Regions from separate parts of the Homo sapiens genome. Here region 1 is linked to region 2. Evidence: chromatin loops called from intact Hi-C (ENCODE). Cell type or tissue: mucosa of descending colon. All regions are shown on one strand. Links, peaks and the distances in the headings refer to the core of each region. The heading gives the core; the rest is flanking DNA.

Region 1 (7,155 bases), core at 1,811-6,810, 220 kb before region 2:
GAAACGTAATGTGCTAAACAACTGATGTGTTAAACACCTGCCTTCTGATATTCTTAAATGGCAGTCCTGTCTCCAGTGAGAAATAAATGTCTCTTGATAAATGCATTTACACTTACTCTCTAGTCACGATCAGCCAGTCCTCTGGGTAATGTCACTTTGAAGGAAGGTTGGATGCTTATCAGGAGAGAGTGAGTGGCCTTGGGTGGAATCCAGCGCCCAGTGGGGGACAGCTTTAGTGGGATGACCTTCCAGATCACACCACACTGGCTGCCACCCGCTCTGCCCTGCACAAAGTGGACCCAGGTGAAATAGCCCTTCTTGGAGACCCATTAGATGAATTCTTGTCTTCCTTAAAGTAAAGTTATTACTGTTCCAATTTATATCAACCAAACTCTTGCTTACATGGAGTAGGTGGCAATGACAGTTAGAAACTGAATTATACCCATAAAGAGCAATGCTGATAAGGAGAAAAATCTGTCAGTGGTTGAATTGACACTGGCTGCTTCCCATCTAGTTTGACTTCACAGAAAGTGGGGAAATGCTCTTTTTTTGTGGGATACTTCTGAGGTTTCCTGGGTCTTTCCTGTGCAAATGAATGATGAAATAACTATCTGCGGAGTCACTTAGGAGCCTTACTGGGGTCAGCCATTTTCTGTGCTCCAGAAAGCCCACCCTCTTTTTTCTTCCATTATATTTCTATCTCGTCTGACCACGTGTTGTTGCACAACTCCAAGGGTGAACTTGGAACTGAGATTCCAGTCTTTTCTTCCTCATGCTCTCATGCTTTTCAGAGACCTGGAGATGCTGAAATTCCTCTGCCTTTTCTTGTCTCTTTGCCTGCTCTAGCACTTCTGTCCTCTGAATTTGGTGGGAGAAAGTCAGAAGAAATAAATCTCACAGAATAAACAGAATAACAGTCTCCTTAGAGAGAGGAGGTGATGAAGAGGAAAAAATACAGACATGGAGGTAGATGGTCTTAAAGGAGAAAGGAGATTGGAAGCCAGTCCCCACAACTAACAAGGAGAGTAATAATGCTGCCTTTTCAGGATTTTTTTTTGGGTTGGGGGGGGACAGGATCTTACTCTGTTGCACAGGCTGGAGTGCAGTGGTGCATTCACAGCTCGCAGCTCACTGCAGCCTTGACTTCCTCAAGCTCAAGCAATCTTCCCACCTCAGCTTCCCAAGTAGCTGGGACTACAGGCACACGCCACCATGCCTGGCTAATTTTTGTATTTTTTGTAGTAGAGACAGGGTTTCATTATGATTCCCAAGCTGGTGTCGAACTCCTGGGCTCAAGCAACCCACCTGCCTCAGCCTCCCAAAGTACTGGGATTGCAGGCATCAGCCACTGCACCCGGCCTCTTTTTCAGGTTCTTGAGCTCAAATGTCAGCATCATCACTTTCTAGCTATGATCTTGGGAACTTAGATGTGGTCACTGATATTGTCCTTGCTTCTCATTGCTGCCTCCAGACAATTATTCCCAACTCCTTGGGAGAAAATGAAAATGTCAATCTATTTGAAACTCAATCAGCTAGAGCACTGTCTCCTCGGCGCTGACATCTACTGACTTCCTGGTCCGTCTTCCTCAGTCATCAAACCCTTTGGCATCAATTCTCCATCCTAGGTCCTGCCATTATCTTGCAGCTTTTCAGTATCCACATGTGATACATCTTGTCTTTTTTGTTCCTCAATCCCCTCATTTCTAGACTCCTTTTCCACTCTACCTCAGCTCCCCATTCTTGTGGCCACATCCTGTCCTCCCTCCAATGTAAGGAACTGCGTCACCTGGCTCTGTCTACAGGGATCTCGCCTTCTTGCTTACTCGATCATCTACTTCCACGGGACCATTCTTCAGTGTTATCGGGACATCCTTGTTCTCCTCTCAACCTCCCTGCCTGTCCTTTCTTCACTTCCCTTATTTCCTCTACAGCAATCACACCAATGCCCAAAGCTCCATGGCCTCCCTGTGTTTCAGTCACATTTGTATGAAAAAAAAACAATCCCAGGAAAAATCTTTGATCTGCTTGCTAGAGAAAGTCACACAATACAGCAAAATAATTCCATCATAAGCTCACAATCACCAGCTTCAAGTGGGATTTAATCAGGCAGTCCTGTGAGGTTTCTCTAGTTGGCTAGTTATTATTATTATTTTGAGACGGAGTCACATTCTGTCACCCAGGCTGGAGTACAGTGGCGCAATCTTGGCTCACTGCAGCCTCCACCTCCTGGGTTCAAGTGATTCTCCTGCCTCAGCCTCCCAAGTAGCTGGGACTATGGGTGCGTGCCACCACACCCAGCTAATTTTTTGTATTTTTAGTAGAGACGAGGTTTCACTGTGTTAGCCAGGATGGTCTCTATCTCCTGACCTCGTGATCTACCCTCCTCGGCCTCCCAAAGTGCTGGGATTACAGGTGTGAGCCACTGTGCCCAGCTGGCTAGTTCTTACTCTCCATCTTGGCCATATTACACTGTGTCTGTATTTCTCAGTCCTCAAATTCCCCTACTCTGCCTTCATTCCCAGAGACTATAACCTACTTTATAGAGAAAAAGGAAGTCACCAGATGCCATCTCCCTCAAGCTCCCAGCAACATGCAAACTACTCTCCATCTGCCTCCGCTCACCATGTCACACTCTGTAACACGAGGCAGCCATTCCTTCTCACTAGGGCCAGTCCCTTCATCGGGACCTGGAATTCCTGCTCCTTCCCCCTCTGAGCACATTTGCACTACATTTTTTTTTGTTTAAAAAAATAAATATTTCACTTCTTTTACTTAAATTGCCTCTCCTTATTTAAAAATTTATTTGACATCTTCCATTTTAGAAAATCCTCTCTTGACCCGGCAACGCTCCTCAATGACAGTCTGACCTCTCTTCCTTCATCAAAGACAAACCTCCTGAGCAAGTTTTCTATGTTAACTGTCTCTACCTGCTCTCCTCCCTCTCATTTTAAATCTCACCTGCAGGTATCCTGTCTCCTAAATAGAAACATCTCTTGCTGAGATCAAAAATAACCTCCATGTTTGCACCTGCAGTGAAAACATTCCACAGCCTGTTACTTGATGTCTCATTTTCATTGGCCACTACTGATCACTTCTTCCCACTTCAAACATTCTCCTCCCTGGGCAGCCAAACCCTTTCTGTTTTCCTGCTTTTTCCTTCTGTCCTCTCCTTAGACCACTGTGCATGCTCATCCTTCTCTAAGTAATTGTATTTCTTCAAAAGTCTGTCCTTGAGCCAGGCTCACGTCTGTAATCTCAGCACTTTGGGAGGCCGAGGCCGGTGAATCACCTGAGATCAGGAGTTCGAGACCAGCCTGGCCAACATGGTGAAACCCCGTCTCTACTAAAAATACAAAAAAAAAAAAAAAAAAAAAAAAAAAAAAGAGCCGGGTGTGGTGGTACACACTTGTAATCCCAGCTACTTGGGAGGCTGAGGCAGGAGAATCACTTGAATCTGGGAGGCAGAGGTTGCAGTGAGCTGAAATCACACCATTGCATGCCAGCCTGGGCAATAGAGTGAGACTCCATCTCAAAACAAAAAACAAAAAACAAAAACAAAAACAAAAAAAAGAAACTTCACTCTTACATATCACCAAGAAAGATACCAGGATCTCTTTTTAACAGACAAGTGTTCCTATAGTCTCCTGCTGTAGAGTAATACTTTTTTCTTTTTGTTTAATACCTTGAGGGTACAGACAAAGTCTTGTCCATCTTCAGAAACTGATTAAAGATCTAGCACTTTTTCTTGAAATTTCCCTGTAATCTGAATCAAGGCTTATGCTTTAGGACCATAGTGGGAGAAACCAGGGAGACAGTATATTAGCTTGCACTGCTGTAACAAAATACAACAGATTGGGTGGCTTAAACACCAAAAGAAATAGATTTTCTTAAAGTTCTGGAAACTGGAAGTCTAAGATCAAGATACCATCAGGATTCGGTTCTGGTGAGACTTCTCTTCCAGTCTTGTAGACAGCTGCCTTCTTACTGTGTCTTCACCTGATCTTTTCTCTGTCAGATAGAAAGAGCTCTGGAATCCTTTCCTCTTTTTATAGGAACACCAGTCCTGTAGGACTAGGGCACCACCCTTATGACCTTACTTGACTTTAATTATGTCCTTAAGGGCCCTGTCTCCAAGTACAATCACGTTGGGAGTTGGGGCGTTCACATATGAGTTTTGGAAGGACACAATTCAGTCCATAACAGATGGTAACTCTAACAGAATTCAAAATTGAAAGGAAAATCTAGTCGGTACACCACGTAATGTATTTCAATTACACAAGTTATATCTGTAATTTCTAGAATTCTATTTTATCAGTCCATGGCACTATCTTTTTCTTTGCAAGTTAATACTTCAGGTATGGGTTATATAATATGTACTGAATGATGTTTCCATGTTACTCACTGTCAGAAGGATGTGTACTTTCAACTGTGTGTCCAAAGGTGGTGATAATTTGCTTTGAGTAATACACATTTCCCTATCCAGTCAATCTGCCAAACCATGGTACAGAAGACAACAGGGTACAATCTGTGGATATGATAATGGAATACAGCTAAGCGGCTCACAGAACAGTAGAATCTCTTCTCTGGCCCCAGTCAAGACCTTGTGGTCCTTCCTTGAGAACACAGTCTCCATCTGGTTCTCTCTGGTGCTGCCAATAGCCTGGAAGATGGGCTGCATTCTCCACTGATCATGGTCCTGCCTGGCTGCCCTGAGGCCCTTGGTTCCTTGATCATTTCACTCCTGCCATGGTGACACCTTGGCACCTCATCAGCCAGCTTCCTCGGCTGTCCTCTCTGTTCCATTGTGCAAGGAAATGTTCTGGGTCTCTTCCATTCCACATGGGATCAGGGGGAGCCTTGTGGGTCACTCTCTGAAGTTGAGCAGGCCATCCCAGGAAGAGGATAAGATACACATCCACATATTTCTTCTACCTCTATTTTTCTTTCTCTTCTTGTCCCCATATCCTACTGAGTCAGAAGGCATTCATATCCCCGTTTCTTGTATATCACACCTTCTGAGTTTTTTCTTTTTTAATCTTTGAAGCCTGGTTCTTCATATGTAAACAGGAGCTTTAAAATTTTAGAAAAATTTCTTCTAAACTGTAACTCTTTTTTAAAGCCAAATGTTTCCAGAGTGGATATAGATGAGAAAGAACTCTAGATTCCTTTACGCATACTGGAATAAATAGTAACAAAGAAGTAGCTATTTGTCATGTGCCCTGGGTCACTCCATCACCATCCTCAGGATGGTACATAAGGGCCTCCCCCAGCAGGAGAAGGCATCAGACCTCCACACCTGGGAAAAATGTTAAGATTCCAGAAGAGGAGAGAGTGGAAAGAGGAAAGAAAATGGGATAGGACATACTTCACGGGAAAAGGTTTAACTTATTTGTGCAAGCCATGAAATGACTGTGATATTGAGCAAACACCCTTCTACCCTTTGGGCCTCAGTATCCTGAGTCCTCCCTCCTCACTTCCCTCGAGTCCTCTCTACTGACACCATGGGTTGCTGTGGTTGTGGAGGTTGTGGTGGCTGCGGTGGCGGCTGTGGTGGTGGCTGTGGCAGCTGCACCACCTGCAGGTGCTACCGGGTGGGCTGCTGCTCCAGCTGCTGCCCCTGCTGCCGCGGCTGCTGTGGGGGCTGCTGCAGCACACCTGTGATCTGCTGCTGCCGCCGCACCTGCTGCTCATGTGGCTGCGGCTGTGGGAAGGGCTGTTGCCAGCAGAAAGGCTGCTGCCAGAAGCAATGCTGCTGCTAGGCGGCCGGCCTGGCTCTGCTTCTGGACTGAGGTGCGGGGTCCTGCTTTCTCCAGGTAATGAGACTTTCCCCCATGCCCCTGCCTGCTTCTCTCCCAGACCTCCCCATCTGGTATCACCTGGGTGTCCAGGGACTTGCTCCTTTGGACTCTATAACCCCCTCTTTGAACCTAGTGGTTTAAAATCTTTTTATTAAAAAAAAATCCAAATAGGAAATGGCCATTACCAAAATACAACCCCAGACTCATCCCTAAAGATCAGTCCGCCTTGCTGAGCCCAGCCAAGAGGGTCATGATCCCAAGCGTTCTGTTTCCTGGGTGTTCAGATGGCCTCCACCTTTGTGTTTCTACTTCTCTGCACCTGCATGGGCACCATTTCCCACCTTTTCTATGAGTTTTGTTTCCAGTCACCACATAGCTACTGCTTATTTCCCTAATAAAACAATGTCAACAACCCTGAGTGCTTCTGTATTTATTCTGCCACGTCAACAGAGGGAACGTAAGAGATTTCTTACGTTGGCTCACACCTGTAATCCCAGCACTTTGGGAGGCCGAGGCGGGTGGATCACTTGAGGTCAAGAGTTCAAGATCAGCCTGGCCAACATGGTGAAACCCCGTCTCTACTACAAATACAAAAATTAGCCAGATGTGGTAGTGCGCGCCTGTAGTTCCAGCTAATTGGGAGGCTGAGGCAGGAGAATTGATTGAACCCGGGAGGCAGAGGTTGCAGTGAGTCGAGATAGCACCACTGCACTCCAGCCTGAGCAAAAAGAGTGAGACTCCGTCTCAAAAGAAAAACGAAAAAAAGAGAGAGTGAGATTTCTATCTCCTTGAACAAGTTGAGCGACAGATGCACCATGACCGGACCGCAATGCCAGCACGGGGCTGCTGGGGAGGCCACTACCAGGCCTCTGGGGACCTGGCCTCCCTGCCACCTGCCCTTTCTCCATCTCTTGAGATCGGCACTTCCCTCAGGTATTTCCACACCTGCTGCCACGTACCCCTGTTCTTCTAAAGACCCCAAGACCCAGCTTACTTGTCAAAAAGGAACCATGCACCTCTCCAGATGCAACTTCCTCAAAACAAATCTAAATATTTCACATAAGTCCATGTCGAACTGTAAACAAAAGGCAGGTCTAAACAAGCTAGAAAAATGGCCTATCGTTTTTTTCTAAGGATGGTTATTCTCTTGCCTTTTCTATTCCCTTATTTCTGTTATTTGTCTGTGAACTCTTGTTTTTGTGGTTGTTGTCTCAGAGTTGTTCTGTGTACAAACTAAAGCCCTTAAAATGTTTCTCCATGGGGTATTCCTATGAGCCACAAAACTACTATCTCTTACAAAGCAAACCTACATTCTCATATTTTTTCTACCTTATTTTTTATTTCTAACTGTATTTTT
Region 2 (8,486 bases), core at 2,164-7,163:
TATTTTAGACGAATTTGTCAATTTTTTCTTTTATAGCTATTGTATTTCATGTACTTACAAAGGTGATTACAGGCACTAAGAGACAAATCCATTATATTATCTAGAATATTTTATATTTTATTTTTAATATTAAAATTTGTAATCAAGCTGGAATATTTTTGTACATTGTATGTGGCAGAAATCTATTTTATTAACTTTTCAAAAAATCCAACTGATTATTACATCATTTATTGAACAATACATTCTTTCTCTGTTAATTTGAAATAGTATTACATCATTTATTGAACAATACATTCTTTCTCTATTAACTTGAAATATTACCTTCACTTTATTTTTAAATGTTGATGCATAGATGATTTTATTATATTGATCTAATTTTGTATCAAAACCACACTTTATTGTTTTATAGTTCATTGTAATGTCTGGTAGAGTAAATTTTCACATTTCAAAAAGTAAAATCATTATAATTACATTAACTTCGTAAATATGACATCTTTACAGCATTGGGTTTTCTCATCCAGAAATGTGTCTCCTCGTTTATCACAATTTTCTTTTATATTCAATAGTACATTTAGGATTTGCACATTTCTTGTTAATTCTATATTTAGATATTCAGTAATTTTCTTTGCAATTAAATGTGGTCTTGCCATTAACTGTATCTTCAATGGATACAGTATCTCTTTCTTATCTTCTTCCAGTCTTAGCTTTTTGTATTCTATTTATCTTTTGTAAGCACCTTAAATCTTTTTTATAGCATGTGGCATACAGCTAGGTTTAAAAATATTTTAACAATGCTGTAATGTCCATATTTTGCTGAAAAGTTTAATATGACACAAACAGTCTTTTTTTTTTTTTTTTACTCTAGGGAAATAAGTACTGGTTGGCTCTCCACAGAATCTTTCTTTTTTTCTTTTTAGTTTGCTTTTGATCCTAGAGTTTGGTTTCAGGTCTTTAGTACAAAAGAACTACTTCTTGGGGGGAAAACAACAAAACAAAATTATGCCAAACTATCCTCTAACTAGCATTTGCTTGCTGTGCTGTAGTGTTCTGGGCAGTTTCTTGAGTCACTAAAAGCATTTTTAATTACTTTTCTGTTCTAAAATCTTGCAGTTCATTACGCAACAGCTGCTTAGATTACCTGTTTAGGTTTCAGCACATCCGCGCAGCAAGACAGGGTTGAGAAAAATTCCCTCTGAGAGATCATAGCTGTGCAGCTGAGTGGGTAGTGATGTCCAACACTGAGCAGGAAACTCCAGAGGAGAAGCAGTGTTGAAGGAGAAGATCCTGAACTCTTTGAGGTGATAGGGAGACATCTATGTATCTGGAACTCAGAGGAGATATAGACTGGAGATTTGCAATTAATACTTAGCATGTTGATGGTAATTAAAGACATGGTACCGATGAATTTAATGTAAGGTGAGACGAGAAGAATCTGTAGACCTGAAGTTTAAAGATGCTTAGTGTTTAAAGGTCAGGCAAAAGAGGACAAAGGAGAATAAAAAATAACAAAGTGATTGGAAAAAGAGAAAGAAGAGATTTTATAAAAAGCCCAAAGAGGGTATATTTGAGGAAGGAGGACATATTGTTTATAGTATTGATTATTTCTGAAAGGCCACGTGCTGTAAGGACAGAGAATGTCCAATGCATTAAGCAATTTGAGGACAGTCTTCCCATCATCTACCAATTAGTTCATGTATTCAGCAAGCACTGCTAGAGCATTTTGAAAGATCATGAAGATACTAGGTAACGGCAGGCACTGCTGATAGAGAAATGGAATTCAGAGAGGGATCTGAATGTGTTGCTCGTACTTGAACCTGAACACAAATCACAGGCCTGCTGTGCTTAAATCATGACTTGCCCTGAGAAGGGTCTTTTTGGGAATATAGGGAAGCATATAGCATGGATATGTTTCCTTCTTCAAAGATGTTACAATCTCACTGGAAAGAGAAGGCATAAATGCAATTTAAGTAATACAAGGTGACCATGTAGCATATGCCACAAGGTATCATTTGATTAATAGCTAGAAAATAAGCACTGTTCATTGAGACTTTATGCCAGGTTCTTCATATACATCTTATTTAATCTCAACCAGCAAACTTATAGGTTCATAGATGAGAAAATTGACATTTGCCAGATCGTGACATAAATAAGGGGTTGAGGATCTATCTGATGCCAAGTATACACTTTTTAACTCTGCCACATTCTTTTTTTTTTTTTTTTTTTTTTTTTTTGAGATAGAGTTTCACTCTGTCGCCCAGGCTGGAGTGCAGTGGTGCAATCTTGTCTCACTGGAACCTCCACCTCCTGGGTTCAAGCGATTCTCCTTCCTCAGCCTCCCAAGTAGCTTGGATTACAGGTGCCTGCCGTCATGCCAGCTAATTTCTGTATTTTTATTAGAGACGGTGTTTCAGCATGTTGGCCAGGCTGATCTCAAACTCCTGACCTCAAGTGATCCACCTGCCTTGGCCTCCCAAAGTGGTGGGATTACAGGCGTGAGCCACTGCACTTGGCCTCTGCCACATTCTTTCTCAATGGCTCAGTGCTTTTGAAAAGTAAATAGAGTGTTTTGGCAACATTTCCTATTTTCCCTTGATCTGAAATACTGCTAGAATTATATCTGTTATATCAAACTATGGTCTATAGCAGTGATTCTCAAACTGTAGAGGACTCCTGGGAACCCTTGAACACTTTCAGCAGGGTCTCAAGGTCAAACTTATTTTTCATAATAACAATAAGATGTTACTTCCTTTTCTACACTGTGCTGACATTGTCACTAATGGTGCAGAAGCAGTGGAAGGTGAAACTGCTGGTGCCTTACTACAAATCGAGGCAGTGACACCAAACTCTAATAGTGGTCACTGTATTTATTCTTCACTGACACACACTCACAATAGGAAAACATCAAAAAAATCCCAACAGAACAACCTAGTTTTGCTTGAGGATTTCCTTGATGAAGCAGTAAAAATTATTAATGTAGCAAAATATTAACATAGGAGTGCATGTATTTTGAGTATTCCAGGTGATGAAATAGGAAGTACTAAGAAAGCACTTCTGCTCTACAGTGAAGTCTGATAGTTGTTGATATGGTTAGGCTTTGTGTCCTCACCCAAATCTCATGTTGAATTATAATTCCCATAATCCCCACAATCCCCACATGTCTAGGGAGAGACCAGGTGGAGGTAATTGGATCAGGGGGAGGTTCCCCCATGCTGTTCTCATGATAGTGAGTGAGTTCTCACAAGATCTGATGGTTTTATAATTGTTTGGTAGTTCCTCCTGCATTCATTCTCTTCCTGCCACCTTGTGAAGAAGGTGCCTTGCTTCCTCCTTTCCTTCCACCATGATTGTAAGTTTCCTGAGGCCTCCCCAGCCATGAGGAACTGTGAGTCAATTAAACCTCTTTCTTTTATAAATTACCCAGTCTTGGGCAGTTCTTTATAGCAATATAAAAACAAACTAATACAGTTGTCTTAAGGAAAATATAGGTGGTTGCTTGAATTACGAGATGAACCAACTTTTTTTCATGGAAAAGCATTTTTACTTGAAAGAGTGACTGAGAAACAACATGGTTTTCAGACTCAGACATTTTGGCAGACATTTTCTTGAAAATGAAGAATGTGAGCCCACAACTTTCAAGCAAAAATACCAGCATTTCTTGCTAGTGATGTATTTTAGCTTTCAAGCAAAAAGTATAAGTTCAGAAAACTTTTGTTTACCACCATAATCTTGACAGCTTACCAACAGTAAGAGTTTTCTTATGATAAAAATTGGTAGTGAAAATGGTAAATGTTACTTTCTGATATTGTGTGATGAAATATGTCAACAGTTACAATATATGCATAACTTAGTAGATCAGTATTTTTCAAATGTCCAGTGCATGATTATGCATGGACCATGCATGAATAAAAGATCCATCAAAAGTGTGAAATAGACCAATGAGGTTTAATGCAAGTATATGGAAAATTCACTAATATGGTTTCAGATTCTATATTGCAACTAATTTTAAGAAGTTACCATTTGTTGAGTTTTAATATCAAAAAATGTTCACAATGATATAAAAAGGCAATTATAATACTCCTTCATTTTTCAACTATGTATCAGTGTCTGACTACATTCTTTTCTTATACTTTGTCTAAAACATTTAGCAGAAGCTTGAATGCAGAAGCAGAGATGAGAATCCATTGTCTTAAGCCAGATATTAGAGATTTGTTAAAGTATAAAACAGTGCTACTCTTCTTACTCTTTTTAGGGGCAAGAAAATATAGTTATTTTTACAAAAACTTTATAAAAATAACATGCTATGAATTACTGTTGTTTTAAAACAACTTAATAAATATTTAAAAAATTTCTCAATTTTAGTTTTTAATATGGAAAAAAACCAAAAACTCTTTGGTGTCCTAAATAATTTTTAAGAGTGTAAGGTGATCCTGAAGCCAAATTTTTGAGATGTACTAGTTTATATCCACAGGCAGAGGCAGTAGAGTAAGGTGGTTAGGAGGCTCTGTCCAGTTTTTATTAGCGCTGGGCTGTTCGGATGGAATATATTCTATGGATCCATCTTCAAGTTCACAGATTCTATTCTCTGTCATCTCTACTTTTGAACTCGCTTAGCAAGTTTTTTATTTTCATTATCATATTTTTCAATTCTATAATCCTCATTTGGTTTAATAAATATTTTCTGGGATTTTCCATTTTTTCATTTGTTTCAAGTGAAATTGTAAATGATTATTGAAGGATTTTTATAATATCTTCTTTAAAGTCCTTGTCAGATGATTCCAACCTCTGATTCATCTTGGTATTGGTGTTTGTTGATTGTCCTTGGTATAATAGGTGATTTTTAAAAAATTGTATCCTAGACGTTTTGATTATTACGGGGATCCTTGATCCTATCTAAACCTTCTAATTTGGCGAAATCTGCTTAGATTTGTCATATGTGCTCTTGGGCTACTTTTGCGGGCGTTGGTTACAATGGTGTCTGTAGTTTCCTAGGCTCTTGCAATGTTACTGTCCTTTGTTTTTTCGGGTACTGCTAAGGCTCCTGCTCAGTCACTGCTGGCGCCACCTGCAGGGCGCAGAAGGTACTTCCCTAGTAGGCCTGCTGTCACTGAGTGGCCTTCCTGGTCACTTCCCGGCCTGATTATGCTGCTGGCTGGAAGGCAGGGAAACGCAGGGCTTTGCTGAGGCTGCCTCAGTGCCTGGTTGTGGAATGAGGTCTGAGACATCCCTGGATGTCACCGTTGCCCCTTTTGCAAGTGGATAGGACTGTCCACCAATGGCCTGGCTGTGGAGTGGGGTCTGGGAGGTCCCAGGACTTTGTTGATGGGGCTGCAGCCAGATCCAACTGCCTGCTGGGGCCCAGAATGTGCACTGGGAACTGGAACAGCCCCAAGCTTCCACTGGGGGATCAGACTGCTTGCAGGGGCCCCATTTGTGGGTCAGGGAATAGGGCCCTCTTGTCCTAGTTTTGGGGTGTGGAATGCGGTGATAAAAAGAAAATCCGGGAATCTCACCATGTAGTCGTTCCTCAAGCCCTGAAACCTATAGCCAGTCTACCTTCTTCCATCCAACTTTCTATTATTTTTTCATTGTCTATTGGACAATTTCAAGGGTATTTAGTTATATTTAGAGGGAAGGACCAGGGAAAAGTTTGTCTACATGATCTTGTTTTGGAACTAGATATCACTGCTTATTTTTTGTTAAAAAATTAAAAATTTTAAAAATAAAAATGGAAAAAACTGTGGCAAGGTAGGTTAACTTTTGACATAGGTGGTTATCGTAAGTGTTTTATAACATGTTTGTTTATTTCTATAGGAATTATGTTGGAATATGAAAAACATGGAGAATTAAAGACTAAGTCCATAGATTTGCTTGATCTTGGTCCCAGGTAAGTAAGCTGTAGGATTCAACAAATAAATGTTCACTGGGAAGCCTTGACACAGAGTGATGTGTGGATGAGCTGCATAAACTGCAGATAATACATTATGTTTTAAAAATTGTTCTTCTGTGGTGTGTTAGTTTCTGTTTGTTTCAGGGAGTTGTATCTGAGGGTCTTGCTGAATGAAGAGGAAGTGGGAAAAGGGTTATCACTCTTTTCTTTTTTTTCTAAGGTCTTAAAAAAATAAACCTTTTAGTTTATGATTTTAGAAAGGCCGTGAAGGTAGAGTTTCCACACCCCGATTCCCCTGATGTTAACATCTCAGATTAGCGGTGTACATTTATTAGGATTAATGAACCAGTATGATACATAATTATTAGCTAAGGCCCACTTTATTCAGTTTTTCTTAGTTTTTCCCTAATTCCTTTCTTCTGTTCCAGGATTCCATCCAGAATCCTACATGACATTTAGCCATCATGTGTCCTTAAGCTTCCTTAAGCTGCGACCGTTTCTCAGACTTCCCTTATTTTTGCTGACCTTAATTTCTTTCTTTTTCTTTCCTTTTTTTTTTTTTTTTGAGACAGAGTTTCACTCTTGTTGCCCAGTCTGGAGTGCAGTGGCTCGATCTCGGCTCATTGCATCCTCCGCCTCCTGAGTTCAAGCGATTCTCTGTGCCCAACCAGTGACCTTTACATTTTTGAGAAGTACTTGTTACTGAGTTTTAAGAATATTACTGAGCCTGTTATTTTCTTATTAAATACTTCATAGGGCTGACTGCATATGTTCCTCCTCATTAATTGTCATGGGGCAGAAAAGGGAGACCTAATCTCTATTACTGAAGCTTGGTATTAGCCCAGAGGAAACCTCTTGTGATGTAATAACACCCAGAGTTCATTCTCTTTAGTAAATCTAATGCAAATAGCTGGGCGTGGTTGCTCACACTTGTAATTTCAGCACTTTAGGAGGCCGAGGCAGCAGGGTCACTTGAGGTCAGGAGTTCGAGAGCAGCCTGGCCAATATGAGGAAACTCCGTCTCTACTAAAAATACAAAAATTAGCCAGGCATGGTGGTGCATGCCTGTAGTCCCAGCTATTCAGGAGGCTAAGGGAGGAGAATTGCTTGAACCCAGGAGGCAGAGGTTGCAGTGAGCTGAGATCGCGGTGCTGTACTCCAACATGGGTGACAAAGTGAGACTCTGTCTTTAAAAAAAAAGAAAAGAAATCTCATACAAAACTCCACTTCAAGGCCAAGGCCAAGTGTGGTGGCTCACACCTGTAATCCCAGCATCTTGGGAGATCGAGGCAGGAGGATCACTTCAGGCTAGGAGTTTGAGACCAGCCCGGGCAACACAAAATAGCAAGACTCTGTCTTTGTAAACAAACAAACAAACAAACAAACATCCTACTTCAAGAGAGAGTCAGACTAGTGATTATCCTGTGAGAGCCTAAGTTCAGATAAGGTGAAAATAATCTCAATGGGTGAAAATCACAAAAGAAACAAAACAAAAATGTTGTGTTTTAGGTTTGTGGCCTGAGACCGTAAGCAAAAGGAGCTTTCTTATATGGGCTGCTCTCTAGTTTTATAATGAGTCCACTTGACACCGTAACTGATGAGAGAGGGGCTCTCTTAATCCTGGAGTTGCTGCCACTTGAGAGGTTTGATGTTTCTGGGAGCACGTGTCTAGGGTGGGGCTGGGGCATGGCTCAGAGGATGATGGTCTATGTAGGGTCCAAGTCTTATTTCGGGTGCTTGGCACAAAGAAGGTAGTCAATTGATATTTTTTTAAAATCAAAGAATGAACAGTGGCACAGATAGTTTCATTGAATACAACAATCTTTGTTATTTTCAGAAAAGATGAGGCCTAATATCAAACCCAACCTGTGATTTTTGTAAATGGAACATGTTATTGATTTGTTTGATGATGCTAGCATGCAGGAAGTTTCTTTGTGAGACATTTGTTTATTTAGTCAGCAATTATGTATATGTACCTTCAACACATATGTAAGAATCTAATCTGGGTTAGATTCTATAAGAGGCTATAAAGATATTACTCATAATCCCTACACTTGATAGGCTTTTTGTCTAGTTTGAGAAACAACTTGTACAACATAGAACATCACACAAGTGGTACAGATAAGCTTCTATATGAGAGAATAACCTCCAGCTAGACATTCTGCAAAACCACAGATTTTTATATCTAAGAAGTATGAATTATTAGGTGATTTCAAAAAGGACTTGTGGGCTGTGAATCCAGGCACTCAACACTTTGAAAGTCTTCATATTAACTATAGTCACTCAATCGTGCTGTGCTTTCCTGAGGAGATATAAGGCATAGCCACTCATAAACATGACCTTTTGGTGATATGAGAAAGTAAATAAATGTCTCAAAAAAGTGTGAATTTTATTTCTAGTTTTGTGCAAGAATCTGGAAGTATTGTGCCTGTAAAAACACTGGCACCATAGATGACATGCTGGAATTATTGCATGAAAATCCTACAGGGTTGGAGCGTGTAGATTATCTGGTTAATTTGGATCTTGCGAGGAAATCTGTTTTTATATAAGTTGTTGAAAACGTTTCAAAGGGGCATTTTTACCCTTTTAATTGTTATGA

Evidence for each region. Hi-C counts contacts between places; a loop is a spot of excess contacts. Peaks named below come from ENCODE experiments on the same cell type or tissue, not always from the same donor. Only the 100,000 strongest peaks of a DNase experiment are listed, where the experiment ranks them.
Region 1: a loop joins it to region 2, with 3 times the contacts of the local background. A loop is called at or near these places in 23 of 110 quality-filtered maps.

The regions. Positions count from the first base shown.
Region 1 is chr2:227,661,303-227,668,457 of GRCh38, forward strand. SCYGR5 (small cysteine and glycine repeat containing 5) reads left to right here and starts at 5,502. Exons shown (of 1, transcript NM_001395406.1): 1 at 5,502-5,759. The coding sequence starts at 5,502. The coding sequence ends at 5,759. RefSeq lists enhancers at 5,150-5,650, 5,651-6,151. In mucosa of descending colon, for the core only: no CTCF peak of the experiment used is centred there; no DNase peak of the experiment used is centred there.
Region 2 is chr2:227,879,540-227,888,025 of GRCh38, forward strand. DAW1 (dynein assembly factor with WD repeats 1) reads left to right here. Exons shown (of 13, transcript NM_178821.3): 2 at 5,812-5,884. Among named protein-coding and RNA genes, the nearest start is that of DAW1, 12 kb to the left of the region's middle. In mucosa of descending colon, for the core only: a CTCF peak has its summit at 5,071 (motif pointing left); a DNase peak (open chromatin) is centred at 5,102.